Linked DNA regions of Mus musculus: region 2 is linked to region 1. The links are chromatin contacts, found by Hi-C or POLR2A ChIA-PET in ENCODE. All regions are on one chromosome and are shown on one strand. Each heading gives the region's core, a stretch centred on a gene start or an enhancer-like site at or near the end of the contact. The rest is flanking DNA. Distances are from core to core; before and after follow the strand shown.

Region 1 (2,700 bases), core at 46-2,545:
TACTTCTCATTGGGAAGCTGTCTGTTCCTGTGACCTAGGGGCCAAGCGCTGAGTTCTGTAGACTCTGCCTTTCTGTCTCCCACACTCAAAGTGTCGTCCATATCACTGTGCTGTGAACAGTTCCTCTGGGCCTGTCCTTTTTGCCCCCTTTCTTTGCTATGGACCGAATGATGAAAGAATCTGTGTTCTCACAAGCCCTTGGAGCCTTATTCCACCAGTACGCTAGCAGCCACCCAGAGCCTACCTCCATTCAACCAGTTACCTAAGGAAATGTGTTGAGAGCAGGCTGGGAGTCCCAGCCGGCCTCTCTACCGCTATCTCTGTTCCTGTCTCTGCTCTAGCCAAGGCCTCAACCTGCTGCCGTCAGGACTTTCACCGTCCCTGACTTACCAACTAACCCTGGGCAGCCACTCTGGGACCCTTCTGGGGCTTGGCTTTTCCCTACTCAGTTTGGGATGAGAGAGAGAGCTCGACAAAACCACACCCTTCCTTCTGAGCCAGGGAAGATGATCTGTGGGCTGGGTAGCACCTGATGCCCAGACAAGCCCCCCTCAACATGACCCCCACCCCACAGTGAAGAAGGTATATTGCTCCCAACTGTGCACTACCGCTGACTGGCCCACTTACAGTAGTCATAATTAAAGAAATAAATTTCCTTCCCTAGTGTCAGCAAACCTTTGACTTCAACAAGAAAGTACAACCCTTCACAGGAGGGATGGGGCACTGACTCCTCTCCTGGCCCCCCTCCAGGCCCTCAAGGACAGAGTCAGCATCGGCCATGGCTTTCTTGGCTTTCTGAAGTTCAGCCCACCTTCCCGGGTTTACCTGCTACTCAGATGGCTCAGTTCCTGCACCGTTGCCCTGCAATTAGGCCTGGGACCTGTGTCCTTGGTTAGCTGGACTTGCTGAGGGCACAAAGAGCCTGACAGTCCTTTCATGAGGGACAGAAGTCCAGTCTCAGGCTAGTCCTGGCAGGGCCCTCAGGCCAAAGAGAGGCAGGTGTGCTGTGTATTTTTTGCTGCTGACTAGCTACTTACATGTTTGTGGGCAAGGGGTGTATCTGTAATTTTCTCTTCTGTTTGTTTTTGAGACAGGGTTCTTTTATTATGTAGATCTGGAGGCCTTGGAACTCAGGCCTCAGACTCACAGAGATCCACCTGCCTCTGCCTCCTGAGTCCTGAGATTAAAAGCATGTGCCACAACCCCTCGCCTCCTGTAGCTACTTTTTGTGGCCTACCTTCTCCTTCCTGAGTACCAGGAGGTTACACAGAGGGGCATGTGGGGAAGCCATGCCAGCTGCACTCCAGGGGTGCAGAGCTGCCAGTCATGGAGCCCCTGCTCACATGCTGTTCCTACTGACAGTTAGTTCTTCTGCCGCTTTGGTTTTCTTTCCAAGACCGCAGCTCTAGGTGCTTTGGTTGAATGTGCCCTGCCTGGACCCGGCAGGCCTCAGCCAAGTAGACCTGGGCTTTAGGAGGCCCTTGCTCTAACCTCCTGGGAGTAACTGGTCAGCTCTGCAGTGGAGCTCAGGCAAGCACCTGAGCTCAGTCCCTTGTTTGCCTGATGGGCTCTGCCAGAGTGATAGCCACGTGCTGAGGAGGCTCTGACCTCTCAGAAAGATGAGCTCCCTTTGAGGACCAGGGAACAGACAGGGCACTAAGCAAGGGTAGAGCTGGAGGGAGCCAGGGTTTATTTTGGGAAGCTCCAGGAAGTGAAAGTGCTCCAGAGTGCACAGCAGAGGCAGCACCTTGTGCTCCCAGGTCAGGGCTATGCTTTTTGCACCTCTGGTTGCTTCTTTTCAAGCCAGCTACTTTATGTGCATTTTTAACACTGCAAAGCATTTGGAAAGGTGCCTCCTATCCTTGTCAAAACTCCCACCGTGAACCCCACGCTGATGTGTTTTTAAAAGCAGAAAGTGGAAAGACGAGAAAGCTGCTCCCTACCAAGTCCTGACAGGTGGCATGTGACGCCCCCGTGTCCCTGTCTGGGAGCAGATGGTGCCAGTGCTACCAGCAGCCTGGGCGACAGCCCGGGAACCAGTGCTCATTGACAGACTATCACATTGCACGTCACTGGTTACAAAGACTGGCAGGTGTGAGTGTGTGTCTGTGCCACCTGGACAGTACTCCATTGCCACCCTAAGGACAGGTGTCCTTCACTGGAAATAGAGGCCACCTTAAATTCTTTGCCTCCGCGTGCCCTGAAAGCCTTACCATCCTTCCTTCCTTCCCCCGGCTTGCTTCCTCCTCAGGCCCTGCAGTCTTCCCTGTGCCCTCAGCTCCTGTACCTACTTTGAGGTTCTCAGCCATGCCCCAACTTCCTGAGCTGGCAGTTATTCAACAGGGCCTCTGCTTCCCACTAGGACCCCACGGATGCCCTTTGCAAACTCAAGGGCACCGCGATTAAGATAGGACAACCTCTGGCCAAAGAGTCCCACAAAATCCCAGGAGGGTAATACCCAGCCTCACAGCTCATTCAGCAGATACCCCAGGTAGTTCTTAGCAGCAGGCATATTTCCCTCACAGGCCTGGGCTTGTCTTAGGCCCAAAGTTCCTAAGGTATCAAGGTTCAGCAGACGACCCACCCCTGCCTAGGGAGAATGTTAAGAGTGTAGGGAGCTCTCAGGGCCACGTAGCTTACAGGGTTTCCAGGGGAGAGGGTCTGAGTTTAAACCAGTGAGGCATGTCGGGCTGGGTGGAT
Region 2 (2,814 bases), core at 138-2,637, 34 kb after region 1:
AATAGCAGGCACCTGTAGAGGGAGTAGGCAAAGCCCTTGGCACCATGACATCCTGGATAGGTATCCTGTGAATACCCTTTCAAACTTTTTCCACCTTGTGCACAAATGGTTTATATTTAAGAATCGATTGATTGATTGATTGATTGATTGACTGATTGATTGATTTTTAGTTTTTCGAGGCAAGATTTCTCTGTGCAGACTTGGCTGTCCTGGGACTTGCTCTGTAGACCAGGCTGGCCTTGAACTCCCAGAAATCTTCCTGTCTTGGGAGAGCTGGGGCTAAAGGCCTGCACCACCATTGCCCGTCTATTATTTTTAATAGTCAACGGCATATAAGATTATAGATAACAGAGAGGAGAAAACCGCACTCTGGGTCACATCCAGCTGTTGTTCGTGAATGCACGCCCTTTCTATCTTCGGTTGGGATCTGGAATTCTGGAGGAGGGAGGGGAGGGGAGGGTGTCACAGAACTCACATCTTGTCACCCACCCTCCCTGTTGTCCTTGTGGCTTTCTTTTGCTCGGAAGCGGCCTCCTACTAGGTGTGTAGAGACATTCAGCAAGTGTGACGGTGGCAATCTGCTTGCCACTTGTCACTCCAACTTGCCCCCACCCAGCAAGGCTCCTCCAAACCGCCCTGGTGGGCAGCTGGGTCTGAGATTCCTTGTGGGCATTTCTGCAGGCGTCCAGACCCATCAGCCCCATGAATTCAATTCAGAGAAATGGGTTCTCTACGCAGGGAGTACCCGAGACCTGCTCCTCTAGCCCCGTGGTGGCCACAGGCGTCTGTCCCACTCCACCTACCACAACGCTCAGAGGCCTGCGGTTCCACCGTGCATCCCGCCGCCCGAGGTGCCAGCAACTTTGTTGACTGAATTCCTGAACCCATCCCAACCACAGGATAAAAATAGCTGGCGCTCCCGGGCAGCTCGGGAGTCACCGGTGTCAGGATAGTTAGAGGTCCCCATTCTGGAGACTCCAGGCCACTTGGGCCTGGTGCGGGACACAGCCAGCTAGACCACCTAATGGATCTGAGACACCGAAGGAGTACCCTGGACGAGGGCCTCCTCAGCTTCCCTGCACTCTCTGGCTTTACGATCCTGGAACCTCAGAATCTGCCACTTGGTCTCGCGCCCTCTGCTGTGCAGTCCCATGCGGCGGCCACCAGGGGGCCCTGCCCACTCCTCTTGCCGACGGCCCTTCCCCACCCCTTCCCACAGCTGTTTCCCGCAGGAGATTGACAGCTGGGCTCCGGGTTGCCATGGGGATAGGCAAATGAGGGCGGCAGGTCTGGGGCTCCGATTGGCCCGGGGGCGTCGGCCCCCACCTGGGGAGGCGGGCCCAGAAGCGCGTCTCTATAAAGGCTTGTGCGGCTCTGCGCCGGGCCGAGGGAGGCGGGGCCGGCCGGCAGCGCGGGTGGGGCGCGGGGCGGGGCCGGGCGGGAGAGCCCGGAGCGCGGCTGAGCCCGGGGCGCGGCCTCTGCACCCTCCAGGCCAGGACCGCGGAGGAACAGAAGGAGGAGGAGGGCAGGATTGGGGGCCCTGCGCCCGCTCGTAGCGGGCCGGGGGGCCACCCGAGAGGCCTGGCCGGCGGCGTCCCCTGAGCACAGCCCAGAGTTGACAGCAGGAAACTTTTGCTGCTGCGCCCTTCGGCGGCGCGACCAGAGCCTGAGCCCACCGCGGCCCGGGGGGGAGCTAGGGGGAGAGAGGCCCGCGGCTCCCCCCACGCTCCCCCGCCGCCCGTCGGGGCGCGGCCGGGCGCGGCGGCGGGGCTGGGGCCCCGGGCGATGGCCGCGGAGCTGGCGATGGGCGCAGAGCTGCCCAGCAGCCCACTGGCCATCGAGTACGTCAACGACTTCGACCTGATGAAGTTCGAGGTGAAGAAGGAGCCGCCCGAGGCCGAGCGCTTCTGCCACCGCCTGCCGCCCGGCTCGCTGTCCTCGACGCCCCTCAGCACGCCCTGCTCCTCGGTGCCCTCTTCGCCCAGCTTCTGCGCACCCAGCCCGGGCACAGGCGGCGGCGCGGGCGGCGGGGGCAGCGCGGCTCAGGCCGGGGGCGCCCCGGGGCCGCCGAGTGGAGGCCCCGGCACTGTCGGGGGCGCCTCAGGAAAAGCGGTGCTGGAGGATCTGTACTGGATGAGCGGGTACCAGCACCACCTGAACCCCGAGGCGCTCAACCTGACGCCGGAGGACGCGGTGGAGGCGCTCATCGGCAGCGGCCACCACGGCGCGCACCACGGCGCGCATCACCCGGCGGCTGCTGCGGCCTATGAGGCCTTCCGGGGTCAGAGCTTCGCGGGCGGCGGCGGCGCGGACGACATGGGTGCCGGCCACCACCACGGCGCACACCACACTGCCCACCATCATCACTCTGCCCACCATCACCATCACCACCATCACCACCACGGAGGCTCTGGCCACCACGGCGGAGGCGCGGGTCACGGCGGAGGCGGCGCAGGCCACCACGTGCGCTTGGAGGAGCGCTTCTCCGACGACCAGCTGGTATCCATGTCCGTGCGGGAGCTGAACCGGCAGCTCCGCGGCTTCAGCAAGGAGGAGGTCATCCGACTGAAACAGAAGCGGCGCACGCTCAAGAACCGCGGCTACGCGCAGTCGTGCCGCTTCAAGCGGGTGCAGCAGCGGCACATTCTGGAGAGCGAGAAGTGCCAGCTCCAGAGCCAGGTGGAGCAGCTGAAGCTGGAGGTGGGGCGTCTGGCCAAGGAGCGGGACCTGTACAAGGAGAAATACGAGAAGTTGGCGGGCCGGGGCGGCCCCGGGGGCGCGGGCGGGGCCGGCTTCCCTCGGGAGCCCTCGCCA

The links. Hi-C counts contacts between places; a loop is a spot of excess contacts on that map. ChIA-PET counts read pairs that join two places held with the same protein, here RNA polymerase II (POLR2A).
Region 2: a loop to region 1 is called in a map of gastrocnemius, with 2.3 times the contacts of the local background. The contact joins the promoter of Mafa here to the enhancer-like site in region 1. A Hi-C loop is called at or near these places in 2 of 37 maps with a recorded cell type or tissue (both gastrocnemius). POLR2A ChIA-PET finds 5 or more read pairs at or near these places in 2 of 5 experiments (both embryonic stem cell).

The regions. Positions count from the first base shown.
Region 1 is chr15:75,781,389-75,784,088 of GRCm38, reverse strand. The region is part of intron 5 of Zc3h3 (zinc finger CCCH type containing 3); the gene reads left to right. Among named protein-coding and RNA genes, the nearest start is that of Gm23747, 23 kb to the right of the region's middle. Within about 2 kb of position 1,295, at least 1 of the 3 ENCODE cell types and tissues checked has a DNase peak (open chromatin) inside an H3K27ac peak, as active enhancers do; it is gastrocnemius, where a contact is called at or near this core.
Region 2 is chr15:75,746,894-75,749,707 of GRCm38, reverse strand. Mafa (v-maf musculoaponeurotic fibrosarcoma oncogene family, protein A (avian)) reads left to right here and starts at 1,387. Exons shown (of 1, transcript NM_194350.2): 1 at 1,387-2,814. The coding sequence starts at 1,786.